Linked DNA regions of Homo sapiens: all the other regions are linked to region 3. The links are chromatin loops, found by intact Hi-C in ENCODE. Cell type or tissue: heart right ventricle. All regions are shown on one strand. Region 1 overlaps CWC27 (CWC27 spliceosome associated cyclophilin). Region 2 overlaps CWC27 (CWC27 spliceosome associated cyclophilin). Region 3 overlaps LOC107986419 (a long non-coding RNA gene). Region 4 has its middle 270 kb from the start of CWC27. Region 5 overlaps CWC27 (CWC27 spliceosome associated cyclophilin).

Evidence for each region. A loop is a pair of places that touch in the nucleus more often than their neighbours do. Peaks named below come from ENCODE experiments on the same cell type or tissue, not always from the same donor. Only the 100,000 strongest peaks of a DNase experiment are listed, where the experiment ranks them.
Region 1: a loop joins it to region 3, with 3 times the contacts of the local background. A loop is called at or near these places in 39 of 110 quality-filtered maps.
Region 2: it touches region 3 in a loop (11-fold over the local background); 39 of 110 quality-filtered maps call a loop at or near these places.
Region 4: it touches region 3 in a loop (6-fold over the local background); 35 of 110 quality-filtered maps call a loop at or near these places.
Region 5: a loop joins it to region 3, with 3 times the contacts of the local background. A loop is called at or near these places in 37 of 110 quality-filtered maps.

The regions. Positions count from the first base shown.
Region 1 is chr5:64,802,428-64,807,427 of GRCh38, forward strand. CWC27 (CWC27 spliceosome associated cyclophilin) reads left to right here. Exons shown (of 14, transcript NM_005869.4): 10 at 1,802-1,959. Among named protein-coding and RNA genes, the nearest start is that of CWC27, 36 kb to the left of the region's middle. In heart right ventricle, no CTCF peak of the experiment used is centred here; no DNase peak of the experiment used is centred here.
Region 2 is chr5:64,809,063-64,814,062 of GRCh38, forward strand. All of the region lies in intron 10 of CWC27 (CWC27 spliceosome associated cyclophilin), which reads left to right. Among named protein-coding and RNA genes, the nearest start is that of CWC27, 43 kb to the left of the region's middle. In heart right ventricle, CTCF peaks have their summits at 2,162 (motif pointing right) and 2,368; no DNase peak of the experiment used is centred here.
Region 3 is chr5:65,098,621-65,103,620 of GRCh38, forward strand. LOC107986419 (a long non-coding RNA gene) reads left to right here. Exons shown (of 3, transcript XR_001742682.2): 3 at 632-1,200. Among named protein-coding and RNA genes, the nearest start is that of CWC27, 330 kb to the left of the region's middle. RefSeq lists enhancers at 3,869-4,369, 4,370-4,870 and a silencer at 4,352-4,641. In heart right ventricle, CTCF peaks have their summits at 2,664 (motif pointing right) and 4,758 (motif pointing left); DNase peaks (open chromatin) are centred at 2,681 and 4,621; H3K4me3 peaks cover 1,088 bases; H3K27ac peaks cover 1,696 bases.
Region 4 is chr5:65,035,225-65,040,224 of GRCh38, forward strand. No RefSeq gene overlaps it. Among named protein-coding and RNA genes, the nearest start is that of CWC27, 270 kb to the left of the region's middle. RefSeq lists enhancers at 290-806, 2,638-2,932 and a silencer at 367-416. In heart right ventricle, a CTCF peak has its summit at 2,812 (motif pointing left); DNase peaks (open chromatin) are centred at 327 and 2,978; H3K4me3 peaks cover 1,194 bases; H3K27ac peaks cover 4,247 bases.
Region 5 is chr5:64,956,067-64,961,066 of GRCh38, forward strand. The region is part of intron 11 of CWC27 (CWC27 spliceosome associated cyclophilin); the gene reads left to right. Among named protein-coding and RNA genes, the nearest start is that of CWC27, 190 kb to the left of the region's middle. In heart right ventricle, a CTCF peak has its summit at 2,923 (motif pointing right); no DNase peak of the experiment used is centred here.

The sequences.
Region 1 (5,000 bases), 300 kb before region 3:
AGTGAGGAACAGTTGAAAGGTGTTTGTTAAAAAGAAGGATGCTATGATCAATTTTGCATTTCAGGAAGATCACTATTGGCGATATTATAGAGGACAAATTAGAGGAAACAGACTGATACTGGGAAGCTATTGTAGGAGGAGAGCTTGATATAAGACCACAGCTGTGAGATGGGAAAGAGGTAGATTTGAAAGAGGTCTAGGAGGTGACTGATTCTACACTATGAGGTGAGGGAGGAGTAGTCCAAGACAACCACAAGGTTTCTGGTTTGAGCAACTTGTTAGATGGGTGCAAAAGAAAGCATAGGGTTGAGGTGGAGAAAAGGATGAAAAATAATGAGCTTAATTTTATACATTTCAAGATTGAGGTAATTTGGAGACATCTGTGTAACATAATATGGGTCTAGAAGTTAGGATCAATGTATAGGATAGAAAGTAAAAGTATAGATTTGCTCTTAATATCATGGGTGAGTGACTAAAACTGTGAATCCTTTCCCAGGAAAATGTACTACATTCACAACCAAAATTATATGAATTTGCAGGGAATTTTTTTTAGATCTCCTGAGGCCTGAGCATGGAAGGCCTAGGTTGGTGGTTGTCACCTTTTAGTGCTTAAGAATTACTTAAACATCTTGTTGAAAACATTCGTAATTCCTACCCCAGAGATTTTGGTTCAATAAGTCTGCAATGAGGGCTAGAATTTTAGGTGTTAATAAACAACTATGTAATACCATCTAAGGACCAGACTTTGAGGACCAGTGCTTTAGGGGTCCACAAGTCTCAAATTAAGAATCCTGCTTCACTACGACTCACCAGATCAAAGAAAGAATCACAAAAGAAAAATGATCCACTTGGGGTTATTTCTTCCTTCTTCTCTCCCCTCTTTCTTCCCTTTGTTCCTCCATCTGTCAATGCTGGGCACTATTCTAGGAGTTGAAGATACAGCAGTAAGCAAAACAGGCCAGAATTTTAGCTCTCATGGAGTGTTTGCTGTAATTGGATGACAGACAATACACATGCAAATAATTAAAATATATGGTGTATCAGATAGGTGATAAGTACTTTGGAAAATAAGCCAGGGAAGATGAAAGAGTACTGGAGGTAAGTGTGTGGTTCTACCATTTTAATAGGTTAATCTCATCACCAAGAGGGTAACATTTGAGCAAAGATCTGAAGGAGATGAAAGAGCAAGCAATGAAGAGATATCTGGAATAGAGTATTTGTTTCAGGCTGGAGAGAACAACAACTCCAAAGTTGGCTAGTGTTGGTGGGCTGGAGTTGTAGGAGATTATGTCAGGGAGGTTTAGATTGCATAGGGCCTTGAGTGAGTTGGGGACCCACTAGAGGGTTTTCACAAGAGAAGTGATTGCTGTGACTTGGATTATAGAAATCTCAGCTTCTGCACTACACCTCTTCTACTTGAATTGATCCCTGTTGAGGTCAGTATGCTGGCCAACTGCCTTCAAAAGCCACATTTCCCACTGAGATAAGAATAGGAATATAGACAGAATAGCCCGAGTGACACAGAGGGAGAAGTCTGCTGCACAAAGGAGCTGGGCATGAGTTGAGCGAACAGCCTTTCCTGGGGTATCCCATAATTACATAGTTGGCTTAGAGCAGAACCCAGGGCTATTCCCACCTGTAGCAGATTCTTCAAGGGCTTATAATTCAAAACAAAAGAAAACAAAATAAAAAAAAAAACCTAGTTTAGAATGCAATAAGGAGATTCAGTGGATGCAATAGATCTCTAGAAATGAAAGGGGAAATTGAGCACCTGGCAAATACTCATTTTCCATTTCTACAGGATGGAGAAGATGAAAGTGCAGAGCATGATGAATATATTGATGGTGATGAAAAGAACCTGATGAGAGAAAGAATTGCCAAAAAATTAAAAAAGGACACAAGTGCGAATGTTAAATCAGCTGGAGAAGGAGAAGTGGAGAAGAAATCAGTCAGCCGCAGGTGAGTCAGTTACTGTGCTAGATATCAGAGTTTTTGTCTTTTTATATTTCACTTTAATTCAGATTGAATCCTCTCTTCAGCTAATTTTTAAAATACTATTTTCATAATGTTTGATAAACATAACAGTTGTACAAATTGGCCCATTAGCAGGCCTAAAATAAAATACACCAAGCTTAAAGTAAACATAACAATGATCCTATGAGTTCAATTCCATTTTATTTCTCTCTGATCCTTTTTTAGAAAGGCTCTATACTTTCATATATATAGGGTAATAATGTATTAGCTAGATGTGGAAGAATGCATTTGTTAAATACCAATGAGAGCAGTAGAGTAATTGTATAGAAAGAAAAGAGACATCCTCAAATAATTTCGGTAAGCAAAATTTGTCAAAACTGATGAAGAAAATGAGTGAGCCTGAAAACATTCTTAAATATCTTTTCAAGTCTGATTTACCAAATACCATATACCTATCCTAAGCTCAGTAGTATCATAAAATAAATTTCAGCAAATGGTGAAAAGTTTACTGTCTGGTGATGAAAGTTTGTTGGATTTATGACTCAACATTTTATTCTCCTGAAATTCAACTTAATTGAAAAATTATCTCTTTTGTGATTCTATTTCAACTTTATAGTATACATTTTAAATAATATTGCTTTAAAAAACAATAGTATTTGTTTTCTTCAAATACTATTTGGGGATAATATGAATGTAACTACATTTAAATAACATTCTTTTTCCCTATCATGTTTCTCAACCACATGTAGAAAAACTTAAAAAGGATTTCCACGCTATCATTGCATAGCTCCCTCAATTTTTTCTTTATGTAATCAAATAAAAATGATTCCCAGAAATTTCCACTAAAAGCATAGCTTTTAACATTTAGAAATGGTACTTAGGAGTCATCTTAAATGTCTTTTTTCCAGCAATATTCACCTGACACTCAAGTAATCACTGTTGAATAATTTTACATACTAGATTATATTATATATACCATACATAGTAGCTAATATAGACTAAAGATTTTAGTGATCATATGCATGCTTCTAGATTCATAGAGTTGAAAAACCTCTCATTCACACTGTAACTTTTAGTTAAATCATGAATATAATTATGGATACATAATGTTTTATTCCTCTCATTCAAGGCATGTGTTTTCTGATTTTAAAAAATTATGAATTTTTTTAAAGGTTAGGTTTATAATGTAACAAAAATATATTTAAAAATTTTAATAGATGAGCCAACCAAATATTTATTTATGTTAGATTTAAGTGTTCCTTAAACTCCCAACTCAGTCTTGTAGGCTTTAATCAATTTCAAATACTTATATACCCTATAATATAAACTATAATTTAGCAATGCTAAATTTTGTATAAGAACTAAAGTTCATTTTTAATGTACCTTTCATAAGTGTCTTTAAAAAATTGTTTACCTAATATTAAGAAAAGTCAAAGTTTGCATTTTCCAAAATTGTGTTCACTCTTACAATTAAGGGTTATTCTTAAAAGATTTCCTTGGCTGTAGTATGGGCCTGATGACCAAACATGGCATTGATAGCTAGATTTAGGAATCTGATCTATCATGAGAATACTGGAGAGCCACTGAAGTTTTTACAGGCAAATGATATATTGAGATTGTATTTAGTATGGAGAATGGATTGATAGAGGAGTGTTTTGGGCTATTATACAAAATACCATAGACTGGATGACTTAACAGACATTTAAAGCTTAGTTTTTATGGTAATTTCTTACATAGGAACATATATATCCACTTACTTATGTAAACAATTTTTCTCTTTTTATAAATCAGTATAATTTGCAAAATTAAAATCACATAATTTGTATATTCACTGTAGAGGAAAAAGTTATATTCAAGTGCATTGCAAGTCTACTAAGAAAATTAAATAAATTTAAAAAGTACGTTAAATACTTTTCTACTTAGAAAAGTAAATTAAATAAGAAGTCTCCAAAGGTGGCTTGAATATTTTAGGTAAACATGAGTATTGTGGACATTGTTGGATTCTTTTAGGTAAAATAATTGGCAAAGTGTGCCTTTGTAAATGGTGCAGACAGCACACATTTATTTATAACTGTTCTGTTCCCCCACATTTTCATTATTCACATTCTCTACTCTCCCTCCTTCATCCTATCTGTCCTACCTACAAAGAGAAACAAAAGAAAAATAAGGTCAGGATAGAGGAGAAAGTACAGAATTTCAAAAGGAAGAAACAGTTTTTTCCTCTAGTGTAGAAATTTCCATGATTGTCTCATGACCACGTATTTTTTTCAGTTCATAAAGTTGCCAAAATCAGACCCTGGCATGGTGGCTCATGCCTGTAATCCCAGCTGCTCAGCAGGCTGAGGTGGGAGGATTGCTTGAGCCTAGGAGCTCTAGGCTGCAGTGAGCTATGATCCTGTATGGGCAACAGAGCAAGACCCTGTCTCTAAAAAAATAAAAATAAATTTTAATAAATTTCCAAATCATTAGTACTTTTGGTTATTTATACCAGCGAGTCTCTGAAGTTAACTTTATGGTTAAAAAATAAAACAACACAGGAAAGCTCCAAATGTACTGAAAAACTACAACGTGGTAAAAGGGATAATTATATTTAAAGGAAAGTCACTGCTCAGTTTGAGTTATAATGGGTATAGCTGCCAGCCAGATAGGATGTCAGTGTGATATCATTATCTATTCAAAAATGTGTACTCTTGATACATGAGTTTTCATCAGGGTGTGCTTGAAGTACTCTATTATCCTTTGGTCATTCTTCCATTTAAGCAGTAGGATCAGAAACTAGACTAGCCCACCAGCCCTTTAAGCAATGAGCCGTTCAAAGTATAATTTTACTGAAAACGTGTGGTATTGCTTCTATTGGTAAGGAAACATCTGGAATCTGTTAAAGCTGGTTATCACTTTTGGATGTTAAACCTACACATGTATTTATTGAGTGCTTAATATTTAAACTGGGGAATGATATTTAACAGAATAATTTTCAACAAGTTTACATATAGTAGGATCTTCTCCTAGTAATGTGTTCTCAACAA
Region 2 (5,000 bases), 290 kb before region 3:
ATTACCCATAAATTCACCTCTTGCCCCATTCTAGTTACTTCCCCCTCATCTCCTAATAGTAACCACTTTTCTAACCTTTAAAACAATATTATTTTTAATTGACAAATAGTAATTGTATATATTTATAGGTTACTATGTGATGTTTTGCTGTATGTATTCATGGTAGAAAGATTCGATCAGGCTAATTAACGTATTTATCCACTTCAGCAACTTACCTTTTTTGTGTGTGGTGAAAACATTAAAAATGTATTCTTTTAGCAATTTTGAAGTACATTAACTGTGGTAAGCATGCATTACAAAGCTTATTCTTTTTTTTTGTTTTTGAGACGCAGTCTCGCTCTGTTGCCCAGGCTGGAGTGTAGTGGCACAACCTCAGCTCACTGCAACCTCTGCCTCATGGGTTCAAGCGTTTCTCCTGCCTCAGACTCCTAAGTAGCTGGGACTACAGGAGCGTGCCACCACGCCAGGCTAATTTTTTGTATTTTCAGTAGAGACAGGGTTTCACTGTGTTAGCAAGAATGGTCTCGATCTCCTGACCTCGTGATCCACCCGCCTCTGCCTCCCAAAGTGCTGGGATTATAGGCGTGAGCTACTGTGCCAGGCCACAAAACTTATTCTTCTAGTCTAAGCAAACTTTGAGAAATGTCTGTTTAGGTATTTTGCCTATTTTTTAGTTGGGTTATTTGTTTTATTGCTGTTGAGTTGTTTGAGTTCCTTATATATTTTGTATATTAGCCCCTTATCAGATGTATGATTTGCGAATATTTTCTCCCAATCCATGGGTTGTCTCTTCACTCTATTCATTTCCTTTGCTGCGCAGAACTTTTTTAGTTTGATGCAATCCTACTTGTCTATTTTTACTTTTGTTGACTGTGTTTTGGGAGTCCTATCCAAGAAATCATTGCTGAGTCCAGTGTCATCAGGCTATTCCCGCCTCTTTTTTTTTTCTAGTAGCTTTACAGTTTCAGGCCTTATCCGTAAGTCTTTTATCCATTTGGAGTTGAGTTTTGCTTATAGTTTGAGATAAAGGTCCAATTTCACTCTTCTGCAGGTGAATATCCAGTTTTCCCAACATTTATTGAAGAGACTTTTCTTTATATATTGTGTGTTCTTGACACCTTTGTTGAAAATCAATTGACTGTAAATACCTGAGTTTATTTCTATACTTCCTATCCTGTTTCATTGGTTGAGGTGTCTGTTTTTATGCAAATACCATGCTGTTTTGATTAAAATAGCTTTATAATACATTTTAAAATCAGAGAGCGTGATGCCTCCCACTTTGTTCTTTTTGGTCAAGATTGCTTAGGCTATTTGGGGTCTTTTCTGGTTCCATACTAATTTTAGGATTTTTTTTTCTATTTCTGTGAAAAATGACATTGTAATTTTGATAGAAATTGCCTGGAATCTGTAGATCACTCTGGGTAGTATGGACATTTTAATATTAATTCTTGCAATCCATGAATCCAGAATGGGATATCTTTCCATTTATTTGTGCCTTCTTCAATTTCTTTCAATGTTACATAGTTTTCAGCAGACAGATCTTTTAGCTTCTTGGTTAAATTTACTCCTCTAAGTATTTTTTTAATGCTATTTACTTTTCTCACATCTAAGAGCATACATTAATTTGGGGCAATATACTTTATCAAAGCTCTGTAGATATTCTAATATGCATTCAGTGTTAAGAATTCTACTCCCAAACACATACCTCCTTGATTATTTCTGAGGTATAGAATAATGTAAAAGTGGATGATATTTTGTAGGGTTACCTCAGGTCTTTCACAGAACTTTTGCAGTTCAACAGGGTTAAGACATTTATCTCAGCTGCACTTGATTTTAATCTTAAGAAAGATAAAAGGGTCAAGAAAGTGAGAATCAAGTAATTTTAGAGAAAGAAAATAAGATATTTGGGTGTTTCTAATGTTTTTTTAAAATGTGGCTGATAAGGAATAAAATCAGTATCTCTCAACCTTGTTTGTACATTTGAATCATCCCATTCCTGAACAAGCTGTTCATAAATTTTGGTATTCAGCCATAAGAAATTTTTAAAAACACTCCATGTAAGTCTAATATCCAGCCAAGGTTGATGAAAACTGGGGTAGTTTGCAGCTTGTTTTGGAAAGTCCTATTTTAAAGCTTATTGTAAAGAATCCTTTTTTGCCTGTAGGTGGAGCTCAGCTACTGCAAGTTGATCATGTAAATCAGATTGTGTTGTCTTTCCTGCTTGTTTTTAGCATCTGTATATTGATACATAATAAATGACTAAACAATAAAATCAGCTGTAATAAGTGGACCAGATAGTAAAAAATCAGTGGTTTGTTAGGATGATTACAGCATTATAGTAATGCTATCTTTTATTGTGCAATTTCTATCATCTATAATTTTATTGTGATTCTAAATTTTTATTGTGATTCTAAATTAATTACATCAAATTGAAATATAAATGAAAGAAATCTTAACATATACCTTAAAATCACAATCATTAAAAATTTCATGATAATCTTTACGGTTAACTAGAAGGGCATCAGTCTTAGTGTTTGAACAGGTTCTAACTTTATCAGCCATGTTCTACTTATATGCCATGTTTAGTTGACTGCAGCACTGTTCCATTTTTAAGAAAAAATGATCTTATTTGATAAAGTTAACTGGAATTTGTGTTTTGCTCAGGAGTTCTGTTAGGTTGACTGAATATGAGATATATAACTATAATGATAGCATCAGGAATTTAGATATGAATATTGAAGTTGAAAATAAAGATCTTATGAATTGATTAAGCTCTAAATTGTGGAGCATGGGATAATAGAGTCATGTTTTCATACCTTCTAAGGTCTGGATGAACACCTAAATTAGCTGTTAGTGTTTCAGATCTTCTTTTGTTGGGTTTGAAATATATGATTAGGAATTCTTATGGAACTTTGGATATTTTTTCCCCAGAATTTCTAGACTTCTCAGAAAAATTAATAAGCTTCTTCTCGTACTTAGATAATTTTTGACTCTTACTGTACTTTGTGTCTGGATTCTCTTACTTTATGGTTAGATTTAGGAAGTACAGAGTTATCCTTAGTAAATAAACATTGTTTGCTTTAGGAAATTTAAAAAGATAGTTCAATATTTAAATTTCAAAAATTTAAAGGATAGTATACATTTTTAAATGATAGTACAAATTAAAAAAAACAGGTTAGTAACAAACATTGAAACCCACAGATATTATAACAACCCAATTCAAACCATTGAAATTATCATCTCTAGGATGTGCCTCTCTTCATCTCACAGAAGATTTATAAGCAAAGAGTGAAATTAACTAGGACTAGAACATTTCTGCTTCCTTTCATTCTCTTTTGTCCCAACGTGTTGGACTGAAGCAGACAGTAAAAGAAAGGAAGAGAAATAGAAATCCAAGATCTATATACTGGGTAGTTGGTCTCTGAATAAAGAAAATTTGCAGTTGTTTTTTTGCTTTGGTATGGAGTAGTAGTAATCCAAATGTTGTATTTTCAGGAAATCTTTCTGTTTAACAGCAAATATTAAGCTTTGGACCAGTCTCAGGTTTAATGAAATTTACATGCTAATTTTTACTAGAACTTGATTTTTATTTTTGTATATTTTTTCCTAACCAATCATTCTATTCTCAAATATATGTTATTCGTGTTCCCAGCCACTGTGTAAGAACTGGTGCGTGCCAGGAAGTGGTAGGCTCCAGGAACATGAAAATAAAGGAGATATGGTTTCTATCTGGAAATGTTCACAATATAGTGTAAGAATAAGAATTGTCAACAATTAATTACAATTCAGTATGACAAGCGCTCTGCTAGACGTGCATACAAAGTGCTATGGATGTTAAGTAGGCAGTATATATTTCAGGAAAAGATCAAAATACCAGATTTAAAAGGGTTGAACAAAAATTGCCATTTTTGCAAATCAAAAACAGTCAAATATCAGCAATTTCATATGTATGACTCTGATGCTAATAAAATAAGTCATTTTTTGGAGCTACTATTTAAAAGGAATAACACTTTAACATTATATTCAATTATTTAAATAATGTTGCATAATCTCTCAATGTAGACTAGGTGGTTTGTTTTAATTGCCTTTACCAGTTATGGTTAAAATTTTGGAATAGTATTAATTGTAATAGAAACCATACTATATTTAGCATTTCTGGCAAGCTTCCATTTTTCTTCTGTTTGGACATTAATAGCAATAATTTTTGGATATTCTGGACTAAACTGTTTCTTGGGCCACTTGAAATAAAAATACCACTTTTAAAGTGCCTATTCAGTTCATTGAGAACCAGTTAATCCGTATCCAAGGAATCACCTTCAAAACAAACAAACAAAAAAAATCCTTGAACTTCAGCTATGTATATCAGAAATATGACAACCCTACTGTTTTTACAATTAGATTTTGTATGGCAGACAGGAAGCAGTGAAATGCACATGTGGGAGAAGCTTCTCTTGTCAAAATAGAAAAGAGGTATTTGCATCTCTTTAGAATGTATTGATTTATATTATCCTTGAGAGTTAGAATCCATTGATCTCACTGCATCAGTTTATAGGGAATAGAATTGTGCATTTGAAACATAGATTTGACATTATGTGCAGAAAAACATTCTTTAAGTTATTCAGCATTGGTCTCTACCCCGGAACAAATATAGTCATGTTGAAAAATTGTGAAATATTCACTGCTTTCTGGCCTTTTTAGGCCATATACTGTGAATTCCCTGTAAATTAAATTGGAAAGTATAGTTTGGGAAGAGAAGGGCCACTGAAGAAGTAAAGTTCTTCTTTGTTTTACACAAAGTTGGAAGTACATGAAGTTATGCAAGAGCCTGAGGGAAAATTATAATTAGTGATTTTATTTTTGCTATCTCTAGCTCTTCTTTTACTCCCCTTTTCCTCTAACTCAAGCTTGTCCAACCCGTGGCCCATGGGTCACATGCAGTCCAGGATGGCTTTGAATGCAGCCCATCCTGGGCTTTCTTGGCAAACTTTCTTAAAACATTA
Region 3 (5,000 bases):
AATGTTCACAGACACTCTCATTTATCCTGCCTAACAATCCTGAAAGGTAGAGATTATTATCTGCACTTTAAAGATAGAGGAAGGCAAGGAAACAGTGTTTGTTCCACTAAATGACAATTTTCCACCCACTTTTTCTCTTACTTTCTCCTATACAAATGTTTTTGGCTCAGTTGTGCCATTTTCTTGCAGGGTGACCTCGGGCAAGCTCCTTTACTTTTTTAAGGCTCAGGTTCCTCATGTGTAAATGGGGGAAACAATGGTACAAATATCATAGAGCTGGTGTGAAGATGAACAGAAATGACCTACTCAGTCCATTTGGCACACACAGTGCCTGGCCTGCCATATTATCACTACTACCTCAGGTCCCTCCTTGCACTCCAACCCCTCAGACCCAGGCCCTTCTTGTACTTGGTACTTGGTTGTTTTGCGTGTATTAGCTTCAAATCCTCAACTACTCAACAAGTTTCCAACAGGAAGAGACAGTGCCTTCTCCTCCTCCTCCATCTCCCACCACATCGAGTGCTATGGAATGTTCTGTCTGGAATCAATAAATATCTAATTGTTTGAATAATCAGTAGCATTGTTTCTTATGCCAACTCCTGGACAAACTTTTCCATAAATTCTCTTACAGAGTGAGCAGCCAACCATGTGGATTTGATGGATGTCTCCCAGATATGTTCTTATTTGCCAGCCAAAGACGGAGGAGAGGCCTGTCTACTTTATTCAAGCAAACTTAAACAACCTGCATGTTGTCATGAGCTGGATACCCACACTGCATTCCTTAGTAGGCTCCCGACGAATACCAATTTTCTAGCTAACTGCTTTCCTTGCCTTCCCATCCTAAGCCCAAACATCACTTGCTAGATTTCAGTGAGATAGAGCATCTCCGTAAGGAAACTTAGATAAGCCACGTCTGACAAAATCCTTAAGGATTTCCCTTATTCCTTATGGATTAAGAAATCCTTAACCCATAAGGAATAAGGGAACTCCACAAGGAAACTTTTGTAAGAGATTTCATGAGAAATGCCAGGCCTGCCTTTGGGTCAATGCACACTCACTCCCATCTCCTACAACCTGTGGCTGCAGTACTCACTACCGGCCAGTTGCAATCCAAGATCGGAATGTTGAGTCTGACATGCTGCGACGTTTATAACCATCCAAGAAGAAAAATAAAATAAACCAAAAAACAGCTTTGTGGCCGGGCGCAGTGGCGCAAGCCTGTAATCCCAGCACTTTGGGAGGCCAAGGTGGGCGGATCACGAGGTCAGGAGATTGAGACCATCCTGGCTAACATGGTGAAACACCGTCTCTACTAAAAATACCAAAAATTAGCCCGGTGTGGTCGCAAGCGCCTGTCGTCCCAGCTACTTGGGAGGCTGAGGCAGGAGAATGGCGTGAACCTGGGAGGCGGAGCTTGCAGTGAGCCAAGATTGCACCACTGCACTCCAGCCTGGGTGACAGAGCAAGACTCCGTCTCAAAAAAAAAAAAAAACAAAACAAAACAAACAAAAAAACAGCTTTGTTTAGTACAAAACATTACTAAAGTAGTATTGTTGCCAGAAAAAGGTATCCTGATCCAGGCCCCAAGAGAGGGTTCTTGAATCTCACACAGGAAAGAATTCAAGGCAAGTTACAGTGTACAGTGAGAAGAGATAGTTTATTGAAAGCTACTCAGATACAAAGTAGGGCGTCCTCAGAAAGCAAGAGGAGGAATATATCATCTTTGTTGTAAATTCTTCTATAGGGGTCTTATCTATGTAAAGTTTAAGCTAAGTTATATGTATGTGTGGGTGGGCTGACAATGTGACAAAATGTATTACTTTGTTGATATAATGGAAGTTATCCTTGGCATTTTAGTGTGTGGGCACATGAAAGCATGGCTATAATCATCTTAAAAGTATATATTATCCTGTGATATTGGTGCATCTGGGCATTTTGTCGTCATAGGAGTTTGTTCTTGCCGGTATTATGAAGCTGCTTCCTTAGCTGTAAACATCTTAGGACATGGTCATGACCGTGCCTTGTTAGATTTAAGATACAGTTGATTTTAAAATGGTGTCACCCTGGCTCTCCTATGCACCTGTTTACCTAACAGTATCGATAAAAGATACTTAATAAGTTGGAACAAAAAAGTTGGCTTAGGAATAACATAAAGTCACCCAGAATATTTCATCCTTAAAGAGATTTAACAAGTATTTCCTGAGCACACCCACCTCCATCTCCTTTTGAAGTAAGAAACACCATTTGCAGTAGAATGCTTCATTTCCTGAGCATCTGCTTTGTGCCAGCCACAGCGCTAGACATGGGCATACGGCAGCTTTACTGCTGCTCAGCTCCTGTGTGCCCATCCTCTCTCCTTGCCCTTCCCCATCCTCATCACTCCCCACGATGACTCGGAATTCACCCTTCACCCACAAGCCTGCCTCCCTTGATAACCTGGTGAAGAGTGATATGGACACAGGAGGTAATCAACAAATACTTGTTGAAGGAGTGAACTTGAGGAGAATCCAAATCTTCAGATCCTCAGGCCTTCAGCTCATGACACATAGAGAAACAGTCACTGGTCCCCTGGGAAGCAGGGTCCTCCAAAGCTGTCCACAACACCACCTGGAAAGGGGAAGAATTCCTTTCTGGGTGAGCCGCACACCGACTTGCACCAGGGGGCAGAGTGAGCAGCACTTTTGGAGTTTGACCTGGAGCCAGGGCCTTTTCAAGGGAGTCCTCCCGGAGTCATTTGAGACCTCCCAGTAAAACAATATGTTTTCTGTGCTTCTCAGCACATTCATGTTTCTAGTCAAAGTGCTATTGGGAAATGTTAACTTTTTCTACCCTTGAAGGAACAGTGGCCGCTGAGAGACGGTGTGACAAAATTGTGCTGAGGGGTCTTCCAGTCTGAAAGGCCAGTTCCAGGAAGCCTACAGTGGGAAGTAAAGGCCAGTTACAGTAATCCCATCATTGGGAGGTATTCTTATTTTTATGTACCAAGAAGACAGTATAATATTTAGAGGACAGTAAACCCCAGACCCACACTGTTCCATTAGACTCTTCCTTACTAGGTCGGAGGCAGCACTCGGGCACTGTAAGCCTAGCTTTATCAAGACATAATTCAGAAATGCAAACGGAAGAAATTTTACTGCAAATGGTATTTCTTACTTCAAAAGCGAGAACTGTTTTCCCTTTTATGGTATCTTAGATATCCATTTTTTGAAAATGTTTTCCCAGCACATTACAAATTACTTCAGAGTTGGGAAATGCTCCTGCTAGGAAGAGGCTGAGTGCTCGGAGGGTTGGTCTCGAGTCCCGATCAAAACATTGTTTATTTGGGCAACTACATTCTTCTGTCAGTAAGGCCTGGGGAGTTTACTATTAATCCCAAATGTAAACCTCTGTTAGAGTTGCTTACAAAAGGCGACTACTATTTAACTCTTATGTTCACAGCACATCTTGTTAATTCCTCCAATAAAGGAGAACTCAGCTCTTGCGTTTGAAATTTCCAATTTTTGGTTAGGTGACCTTAAACTACTTCACCCCTGATCTCTACTCCCATCTTTATTCTTTCTCCACTTACGGTGGGACTTCCCTAGAAAACACCTGAGGTTTACCAATTTTAGAGGGGACCGAGGGAGAGGCAGGAAATGGTGCCTGGTGAGAGCACGCTCCCTTCCTGTCTCAGAGGGTTGCTGTCTGGACGGGAATTGAAGAAGAATCAGAAATACGTACTGAATTAGGATTGCTAGAGTTAATAAAACAAACGCACACGAATTTTTGTGTGGGTCATACTCATGCTCAAAATTTGTCGTTGTCTATCTGATATTCATATGGAACTCAGTGTGCTGTATTTCAGCTGGCAACCCTTTACTGAATGGATAACCCAGATTTGGACGAAACAGTGGCTGGAAGGTGGAGGCCCTCAAAGTCTCAAAGAGAGAGGTCCTCAAGATTTCTTTTCTAGGGCATCCTCTAGTACTCAGGGTAGAAACACAGAGTCTGTGGTGGCCTTGGGGGCAAAGACGAATGTGTCCTCTAAGGCTGGCCCACCATGGGGAGGAATCCGTGTTGAATGGAGACAAAGAGAGGTGTTAGGAAGCAGCACTGGCGTCCTGCTTCCTCTCCCTATGGGTTCCCTCTGCCTTTCTCCCTCGTCTCTCCCGGAGGGCTCTCTCCCCTCCACACGCCTCCTCCCCAAGAAACCAACATAAGATAATTCTCTTCACTTTAGTTCTCCTGTGCCTGGGTGTAGATGGGAATAAAGCGATGAACCTACGGGGCGAGCGGTGGGCAAAGCTTTCTGTGTATTTGCAGCTCAGCAGTCGAGCGTCCACCCCAAGCTGCATAAACTTGGGTGCCCTCGCCTCCGGCAACCCCGGTGCTTCAGTGCTCCCGACCTTTCTCTGCCGCCCCTCGCCTCGGCGGCCGCCGGGAGCGGCTGTGGGGTGCGCCGGTCGCCCCGGGCCCGAGCGGGAGGAGAGTCCCGCCCCGCCGCGCCCCGCCTCCGGGCGCCCCGACGCTGCCGGCGCGGACGCCATTGCTGCGGCCGCTGTTTGTTATTAAACTGCCCAGAGAAAGGGCTTCGAGTAAAAACACCAACTTTCCAGTCGGGGCGGCGCAGGTCCCCGGGCCCTGGAAAGTTCTGGGACGGCCGAGGTCTCCCCGGACACCCGCACCCACGCCCCCGTCGTGCCCTTTCTGGCTTTTGGCTTCCTCTCCTCGATTTCCCTTTTGTGCGGCCCCGGGCAGCTTCCTCAGGCCCCGCCGCCCCCACCTGGCCGCCCTGGGAGCTGTTCCTCCCCCAGCAGCAGGAGCATCCAGCTCGGGTTTTATTACCTCCCGAGACACTCGAGGAAGCCTCAGGTGGGTTTCCATGTCAACCTTCACTGAAATCCAAACATTTGGCGTTCTCAAAGGCAGTTTAACCTCTGCCACCATTTTTTTTTCAAAGCTTAAAAAAAAACCTAGAACTTTCAAAAGCCGCAGGCTTCTGGGGGTTTCTAGTCAGAGGG
Region 4 (5,000 bases), 63 kb before region 3:
CCTCCAAAAAACTGGCGGCTGTGAAACCCATACTTTAAGAAGCATGGCCTCTCTCTCGAAGTGGCTTCCAGTGACGGTCCTGGATCTACTTCACCCTTTTTGGCTCGGGTACTGGAACAGGTCTCGGCCAAACTACTGTCTCACCGCCATAGTGATAATCATCTTTAAAAGCACAGCTAGTCGGTGCGCGACCACTGCGCGGTACAATAAGAACCTGTCGGGGAGGGACCACGGCAGGCGACTGGGAGCTTGTGGACTGCCAGGGTCTGGAGCGGGCCCGGCCATCCCGCCGCTGCGCATGCGCCACCCAGGCCGCTGGCCGGAGAAACCTAGTGGCGGCGGGAGGCGGGAGGCTGGGAGTACGCGGGGGAAGCTGGAAGCGGGAAGCGGGGAGACGCGAGGTGGGGGCGGGGCGCACCGGCGTCCCGGCTGGGCGTGACGGGCGAGACCCCAGCCCGGTCGCGGCGTCTGAGGTTGCAATCTCGTCTGGGGCACTCTCGCGCCTCGCCCCTACCCGACTTCTTTTCAGGGATTAGTTCTGACTTCATGATTAATCAGCACTTTCTGGTTTCCTTAGGGTGACGTCATCTCTGCTCAGAGATAAAACAGGCTCCTTTTTGAGGGTTGCGGGCAGCCTGGGGGCCCGGGTCCGGGAGGCTGTCCCGGGGACTGCGCCCCGCCCACAGGCGACAGCCAGATCGCGCTGCCGGCCCCTCGAACGCTGGGTTCCCTGGCCACAGCGCGTCTTGTTTATTGCTTTTGCGGACTGGTTAAATGCAAAAGCTCAAGGTTTTCTTTCTTTTTTCCGTAATTATAAAAGTAGGACATGCTCTTTTAAAGGGTGGAAAATTACGAAGAAAAAAGTAATCACCCAAAGCCCCACCCTCTAGACTCAACCTCTGTTAACGTTGATGCATTTCCTTCCTGTCTCCCCCCACAACCCCCTTTCTTTGCAGCAGATCTTCAGGTTTTTAACGTCATTTAGTCATGTTATATCATTTTGTAGCCTACCTTTTTCACTTATATTGTGGCAGAAACTTTTTTGTGCTTTTTTCAAACATTGCTTTAAAGATCATAAAGATCTACTCCTTTAGTAGAGGTATCATCAAGTACTTAAACACTATTTCCGTTTATGAGCATCTAAGATGTTCTCAGTTTTTACTAGTGTATGAGGTAGACCATCCCTTCACCCTTACTTACATTTGCCAGGGTTTGATGGTTGGTGGAGCATACAAGCCCAAACTAAAAATTTGATCAAATATATGTCAAATTGTGAGCAAAACTTGAAAGCTTCTGCTCTTTTCTATATTGCTAATGATAGAGAACCTGGGCAGAAGCTGATTATTTGCAGGATGAGCTTTTGTGCCTGTGAAGGAAGGCCCTGACCTGAATGGGACGTGGAGAGTTTTGCAGTGGAGATGGAGGCTGGTGGCAGAAGGCAGAATGAGAAAGAGGGGCCAAAGAAAAGAAAGTCAGCTGGCGCCTAAAGGAAAAACTCCCCATGAAGATAAATGGCTGATGATTTTTGGAACACTGATGTTGAACATGCTAATTCTGTTAGTCCAAGCTCCAGTCTCCTTGTTTCTTTTACTAAAAAACTAGAGAAGTACAGGAGAAAGAACTGGGCCTAAATGAAGAGAGAGTCACACTATTTAGTGCATTTTCTGCCTTCTAATCTGTCCCCCTTCTCTAAAGTCCTTTTCCCACTTCATGAAAGGGTAATATAAGGTTTCCGTAAGATTCTAGATATCCAGGATAAGCAGAGGACATGAACCATCCAGATCTTCTCCCTCTCTCTTTTTTAAGATGGGGTCTTGCTCTGTCACCCAGGCTGGAATGCAGTGGCGATCTGGGCTCACTGTAGCCTTGACCTCCTATGCTCAAGAAATCCTCCCGCCTCAGCCCCCAAGTACCTTGGACTACAGGCACACACCACCACGCCCGGCTAATTTTTTTATGCTTCTTGTAGAGATGGGGTTTCACCATGTTGCCCAGGCTGGTCTTGAACTCCTGCTGACCCCAGGCAAGCTGCCCGCCTCAACCTCCAAAAGTGCCGGGATTACAGGCATGAGCCACCATGCTGGGCCCATCTAGAACTTCTCTGTGAGGTCTGGCATGAGCCTACTTCTATTTATCCCCTGCAAATCACTTTAACTGAAAGCTGTTCACTTCTAAAATGAGGTTACAGGAAAAAAAAAGTAAGTATGTTTTGGTAACTGAACGTGATGGTGGGAGAAAGGCTGGTGGTTTGAGAATAAACTCAGCCTCCCAGGGCCTTTTGCCTAGAAGGTCTTACACACTCTTGCATTGGTTAGCCTGGTTAGTAAAGGGCATGCAACTCTACTGCTTCTAAGAACACTGTAGGTCCTTCCTGTGCTCAGAGTTGTGTGACGATCTGTAACTCAAGGGAGAAGCTGGAACAGCCAGCTTTTGACATCTCCCTTGTTGCTTGGTCTGGAGCAACTTTCCCTTTATGAGAAAAAGTGTGACACAAACTCTGTCTCCAACCAAGCCAGTTTTCTCCATGCTGAGTATCTGTAAGAAAAGCCAGATTGATCAAGAGGCATTCTCTGCTTGGTTTAAATTCGCATGACAAAGTAGGCAATTTTGTGTAATTGGCACGTGCTTTGCAAAGTAGCCGTCCATTCTTGAGCCACCTGAGAACTGGCAGTGAAGCAGTGATTTAACTTCAAAAGGGTGAGAATGGCTGTGGTGGCTTTCTTTTCCCTCTTAAGGCGGAAGAGGTTCCTGTCTCCCTGTCTCCTTCCCAGAACAGCTCCCTCTACTGACGGTATGGCTGTCATCCTCCCTCTAACCCACTTCCTCACCTCTGTGGTCTCCACCTAGAATGCAGGTGACTGTGTCTCCATAGGGTGAGATTTGCTCAAAGAGTAGAGAAAACCCGGCATCCTGAAAGCAACACTCCAGACCTGGCTGCCAGCCACAAACCCACTAGCTCCTAGATCTCCAAATCTACTCCTTTGTTTAGTACCCAAGGATTCTCACTGTTTCCATTACTGGAGGAAGGTTCCCTTCTAGCCATCCAGTTCACATAGGATTGGGAAGAAGCTAGCTCCATTCTCATCATAACCGGTGAGATCAGTTCCTCCAGGCTTGGGCTCCCAGCATCCCTTCTCCAAGTCACAACATTCTCTAGACACTTGCTGACCCTGCTATGTTCTGCCTGTTAAAAGGTCATCTGCTTTTTGAATTCTTTCCACTCTCCTCCCAGTTATTTGTGATAGTCTCTTAGAAGGTTAAAAATAACATTTATTTCCCCAGTGGTTTTGTATATTTCCATTTGGCAAACTTTATTTTGTTCCATGTGTTTCTAAGGGAACAGAAATGAAAATGGTTTATGTCCTACTTCCTACACTGGGCTCAATGATGTTGTCAGAAATGGAATTGTCTTTCGGTCCAAAGTGGGTACACCCAACCGTAAGCTAGGCTTTAATGCAGAAACTATATAAACTACAAAGACAATGGACATTGTTTGGCTATTGGAAAATCTACTGCGTTATACTTCCTTTAATCAAGCCATGAATTTTTTAATAGATTCAAGCCACTTTGCACAGACATGATAACAGTATAAAACTGGGTCACATTATAAGCATGAACCATGACACTGTGTCCCATTACTGAAATAAAACTAAAGGCAACATAAGAAGTCAAGATGGAGGGTGGTTGTTACTGGAAGGAGCACATGGAGGGGCTTCTGTGATGCAGGAAATGTTCTATTTGAAATCCAGGTGATAATTACATGAGTATGTTCAGATTGTGAAAAATCACTGAGCTTTACATTTATAGTCACATTTTTCTGTATTTATGTTCCACTTACACAAAACACTTAAACAGAGATTATGTTGAGGTAGACAGTTAAAGCAATGGGAGTGATTGTTCTTTCATTCAACAAACATTGTTTTAGTTCCCACTTGGTGCTCAATGGTAAGCAAAGACTTTGTACATATTACAGAATGAGTAAACTAAGGGCCACACAGCCTGATTTCAAGGATTTTACAGTTAATAGTCAGCTACAACGTAAGTTACAAGCGTTCAGTGTGTATACCAATATTAGATTCTTAGTTGGGACAAATAGACCATAGTAATATAAGATGTGAACATTGGGGGAAACTTGTTGAGGAGTACGTGGGAAATCTCTGTGCAATCTTTGCAAGTTTTCTGTAAATGTTGCCCTCTTCTAAATTTGAAATTGTTTAAAAATACTCAATTTCATAAGAATGACTATGAGGGAGACATTATTTTTGGACCAAGGAAATCAGAAGTGTCTTTGTAGAAGAAAAGAATGATTGAACTGGACCTTAAAGGAAGAATGAGATTATAATAAAGGGAAATGGAAAAGAAGTTTTTTAGATAGGGGAAACATGATACAAGAAACTGTGGAATGTGTGAAAGGACAGGACAGGGACTGATGAATTGGGAGCATGAAAAGGGTTGTGTACAATAGGACCCAAAGGGCAGAGGGCCTTGAAAGCAAATCGCGAAAGGCTTAAATTTTGTAAGTTAGCTAACAGACAAAAATTAAGCTCTGAATTGCTATAGAAATCCCTTGTTTTACAATGAAAAGTAAATATATTAATTACAAAATAGAGGCCGGGTGCGGTGGCTCACGCCTGTAATCCCAGCACTTTGGGAGGCTGAGGCAGGTGGATCACCTGAGGTCAGGAGTTCGAGACCAGCCTGGCCAACATGGTGAAACCCCGTCTCTACTAAAAATACAAAAAAATTAGTCAGGTGTGGTGGAGCATGCCTGTAATCCCAGCTACTAGGGAGACTTAGGCAGGAGAATCGCTTGAATCTGGGAGGCAGAGGTTGCAGTGAGTCGAGATCACACCACTGCACTCCAGCCTGGGCAACAAGAGAAAACTTCTATCTCAAAAAAAAAAGATAAAAATTAATATACTTAAATCATCTCCCCAAATCTCTGTATGTCTACCATAGAGCTAAAGGAATTAAGTCATAATATTTATAGAACACTTACT
Region 5 (5,000 bases), 140 kb before region 3:
TAGAAAATAACCCTTAAAAAATTCTTAGACACGAGTCCAAACAACATAACAATCTAGAATGGTTCAACACATTTAACTTTATAAAAGGCTCACAAATAATCAATAATTAGGTATAGGAATATTAGAAATAAAAATTTTTATAAGAGGCTCACAAACACCTATGAATTATTTTTGGCAGTATAGGACCAACAAGATATAAAATGTGGCTGCTCATTGCTTACCAAAATAAAGTTCAAATTTCTTTATTTGGCATTCAGAGACTTTCATGATCAGAGTTTTGTCTTATTTTCTTTATTCCCCATCTTATTTATACATTCTTCATTTTCAAAGAATAATTTTTCTCTGCCTCCTGTGCATCCTGCCCTGTATTTCCTTTGGTTGTTATGTCTTGGTTATTATTTCTCGTTTACCTGCTATTGCCAAATCTTATTTCTCCTTTAATGCCCACTTATGCTGCCACTTCCTCTACCCAGCTTTCCCTCTCCCTTCTCTGCATGAATTTCCTAAATATCAGAACCTCTCATGTTATTTGTACCACTACACAGTAATAGTGTATGTCTTACCCTTTGTCCAGTATATAAGCTCCTAACCTGGAAAACTGTCATTGGTTTCCCTCACTCCTACGCATAATAGTACCACCTACCACCATAACTGTTTGCACTAAATAGAGTAGAAAAAGGATGAGCTTTGAAGTCTGACAGCCTTGGATTCAAATCCTTGCTTCATCATTTATTAGCCATATAAACTGGGGTAAGAGATAACCTATCTAAACCTCTGTTTCCTCATGCATGAAATAGGGATAATAATACCCCTTCTGTTGTTACAGAATTAAGTAATAAAGCATGCACAGTATCTTAACATTGTGTCTTAGACATGCTAGATCCTAAAAAAATGGTGATGGTGCTGGCAGAAGTGGTCATACTTATATTTTAGAAGCTACTTTATTGCTTCAGTTTCCTCAATCACATAGGAAATCTAAAGAATACTCTGCAATACCACACATGCAAGTATTTTAAGGACTGTTTTGAACAGATTTGTAAATTCTTATAACTACTTGGAGAAAATTACCTTATGTTACAAAACAATAGAACCCTCCTTTAAGTACTGTTAGAAACACAGATATTCTGCAATGCTTAATTCGCCTTGGGCAATTTTAGGTAGTACTTCTTGAGTCTCCTTTCTCATTGGCTTCATAAATTCTTTTTATCTTGAAGAATTTTTTTTTTCTTACTGCTACAACACGGGGTACATAATTTGTAGTTTCCACATCCAGAATGGCAGGGCAACATGGAAATGTTTTCAAAATGGCCATCGAGCTACAAGAATTGCGGATCACACCATCTGCAGAAGCACAAAGTGTGCTCTCTTGAGGTACCTGGGGGGCAACATCAATCAACCTGTGTGCTAGTCCAGAGGTTTGCGTGAGGGAGAATGAGCAAATTTAAACAGGAACAACAAACTACAGCTGATAGGTAGAAAGCTGGAGCCCCCAAAAGAAAAGCACATATGCCCCTCAACAATTCTCAATAATCATTTATATATTGCAGTTGTGTCTTGTGATCATTACTAAGAATACAGAAACATCTGTAAAAAGCTGCTTATCAAGTAGTCTATCTGACAGGCTCCCTGATAAGTTTATGTAGTAGACCCACTGTTTAATAAAAAACGTTATTAGGGAGACTCTGGGCACACTGCCCATGGGTTAACCCTGCTCCTCAAGGAGCAGTATAAGAAAAATTATTAGTAAAAATAAGACAATTAAGACCAGTTTTAATGTTTTGTGTTCAGAACCTGTCTTTACTGATCTAAGTTCTCTCTATCCCTTAACATGTTAGGTAAGATTACTTAAATTTATTTGAATTGATTTTTAGTATAATACTTTGTGGTATCCTAAATTATATGCTGTCATGACTATAATTTATTACCAACATAACTGCTATTTGAATTATAAACTCAACAAAGCCCTTTACTCCTGAAAAGACAAGATAAAATTTTGTATTTTGATAGGAGTAGGGCTTTAAAACAGGTTTTTTTTTTAATTTCCGACATCTTAAGGGAAAATAGCAAAAGTAAAAATTTTAAAAATTCCTAATTTAGAGAGTTAAAACTATATTAAGGATACATTCCATTTTATAAATGTCACACTATGCTGTAAATGTATATAACCCCAATGTGATTACTAGTTTGTTATGAAGCATATGTGCAGTGAGAACGTGCTACAAAGAGAAAGTGTATATGGTAGTGTGTGTAGAAACGAGACACTGGCTTCTCGTAAAACCTGTTTTCTCATACTCCCAGTTTAGCACAATCATTGAACTTCTCCAAACCTCAGTTTTTTTATCTGTAAAATGAGCAGGTTGCTGATACCTAAGAACTTCACAGTACTCAAATTTTATGTTGTGATTCTAGACATATTCCTTTTATGCAGAATTTAAAAATCAAGATTAAGCATTCAGTAGCATGTAAATATATAAAACTCCTAGATATGAACTCATATATTCACAAGCTACCCTTCTCTAATGGAAAATACAGTCGAAAATCAGTGAGTATTTTCAAGTTTATATTTTAAAACAGAATCCAATCTGAAAAACTGCATAAATTTTAACTGTATTATTTATTCCATGAGACAATTTGTAACCTGCACATTTCTCAAATTCTCTAATGGAAAAACACAGAGGAAAACGTTCTGTATTATTTTATTTTGAGAATTATTTTAAGCCCCTCATAACATGAAGCAATGAAGCTAGGATAAACTATAGAAGAAAAAAATAACACTTCCATGTAAATTAGACTGAATTACACATAATCAGTGTTCAGTGTTGAGGCATACTTTAATGTTCAAGTATATTTCAGATAACCCCTAAATTATTTAACCACTTTTAACTAATTTTCATGAACCTTTAGGAGGCTTATTGACCACCAGATGGAGCCAGTATTGTTCAATTTGTAGCATAAAAATATGCTGAAAATGAAAACTGGTGAAACAGAATGAATAAATGGTAGTTTTTTTATTGTAGTCCATAGTATAGAAAAAATAAACTTTAGCATCCTTCTGTCTAGTTTCTGTAAAATACACATGTATAGAGACCCCCCCATTAAATTATTTTTTATTATGAATAGGTTTTTATTTTGGCAGCTCCATTGGACAAGTTTTCTTCTTATTCACTATTTGAATATATCACCTTAACAACTTTCAAGTATCTTTAAAACAAAGTTAGTAAGGCTTTAGTCTCTGGTCACTAAATAAATATTATGGGTTGTAATAATGAAAAAATGATAGTATAGAATATATTGCCTATAGGCTCTCATTTTATTGTCACAGAATATTCCCATTATAATTTCCACGATGGATTTTCTTAATAAAGCAAAAGAAAAGGCATTCTGACTGGGAGAGGGAGAATATGTAGTTTATCACCAGTAGCTCCTCAGGAGAGATGGTAAAACCACAATGAATGGCTGCAACTCTTACCCAGAAAGCTTAGTGCCCAGTGGCCCTAATCAGGGGTAACTGCCTTAAAGCTGACTTCATGAACTCCTCTCACCTTTATTTAACAAGTGTCAGGAATTATCTAATCCCTTATACCTCAACTTAATTAGGCAACCATCTATTGAAAAAGTATTTGTATGCTAAGGGCCCTAAGGCCCTACAAGTCCCTCCAGGAACTTTTCCATTCAGTAAAAGCAGTAAGGTGACTGTAGACACTGTTGTAATTCAGGACCTAAAAATGATCTATCTGTTTATTTGTCCATTCAGCTACTATTTATTTAGCACATACTATATGCAAGGCATATGCTAGGCCACAGTTCTTGCCATGTGAGTTTACAGCCTGGAGGGCAATATAAACAAAGAAGCAGTTATGATACGGTGTGCTTGGGAGCCACGAAGTGTTTTGAAGGTTCAAATGAGGGGAAAATTTGATTAATTAAGGAGAATCGAGAAAAAGCCATAAGGGATTCTTCCTAGGTAGAACTTAACTGAGTAAACCCACTGTTTGGTCTTTTTTTTCCCCTCATTATCCATTAAACCATATATTATGGTCTGGGGGAGTTTAGGGCCTTTTTTTGAAGGATTTTATTTCATCGGGATATACCCAGTTGGTTACCTGATGCATTTTTGTGTCAGATTGGAATTGTTTTCCTAGGGATTTTTTTTTTTTTCTCAAACATGAAGAAGAAACAACCAAACTGGTTAAGCGCTTGTACTTTAGAGCCAGACTACATAGGTTTATATCCCCAGGCTTATAATCCATGTGATAAATTATTTAACCTTTTCCTGCTTTCGTTTTCTCATTGGCAAAATGAAGTTCATAACATATTTTCCTGACAGAATTGTTAGTTAGAAGATTAAACAAGTAACTCAGTTACCAGTGTCTGGCATATAGTAAGTAATTGAAATGTTAAATGTTAGCCATCGTGTTAGCTATTTTCAAGTCTGATACTTTTCCTTGAATTAATTTAAGATCTGGTATATTAAAAAAAAATACAAATTGACTTTGTATTTTCCAGAAAGTATGAGGTACAACTAGACATTAGTAGCATTAACATTTTTTATATCCATCAAGTCTATTTTGTTAATCAAATGATGTTTACTGTTATTACCACATCACCTTTATTTAGTTAGCAAAAATTTTCTTGAAATAGTAAATCCAGAGACATTTAAAATCATTTATAAGCAGGCTTATTAACAGTTGCTGTCACAGAATAGCCACTCAGTACACTTCTTTTTTTTTAAGAGATTGTCTCGCTATGTTGTTCAGGCTGGCTTTGAACTCCTAGGCCCAAGTGATCCTCCCACCTCAGCCTCCTGAGTAGCTGTGACTACACGCCTGCACCACTACACCCAGCTCAATACACTGTTTTTTTTTTTTAAATGAATGAATTTGCAGCTACTTAGAGCTGATAGCTCCTTGACTCTGGTCCTGAGACAACAGAGGGTATAAGTATAAGCTCTTTTAATCTATACAGTGAAAGCTGTGGATAGATAACATTGGTTCATTAGG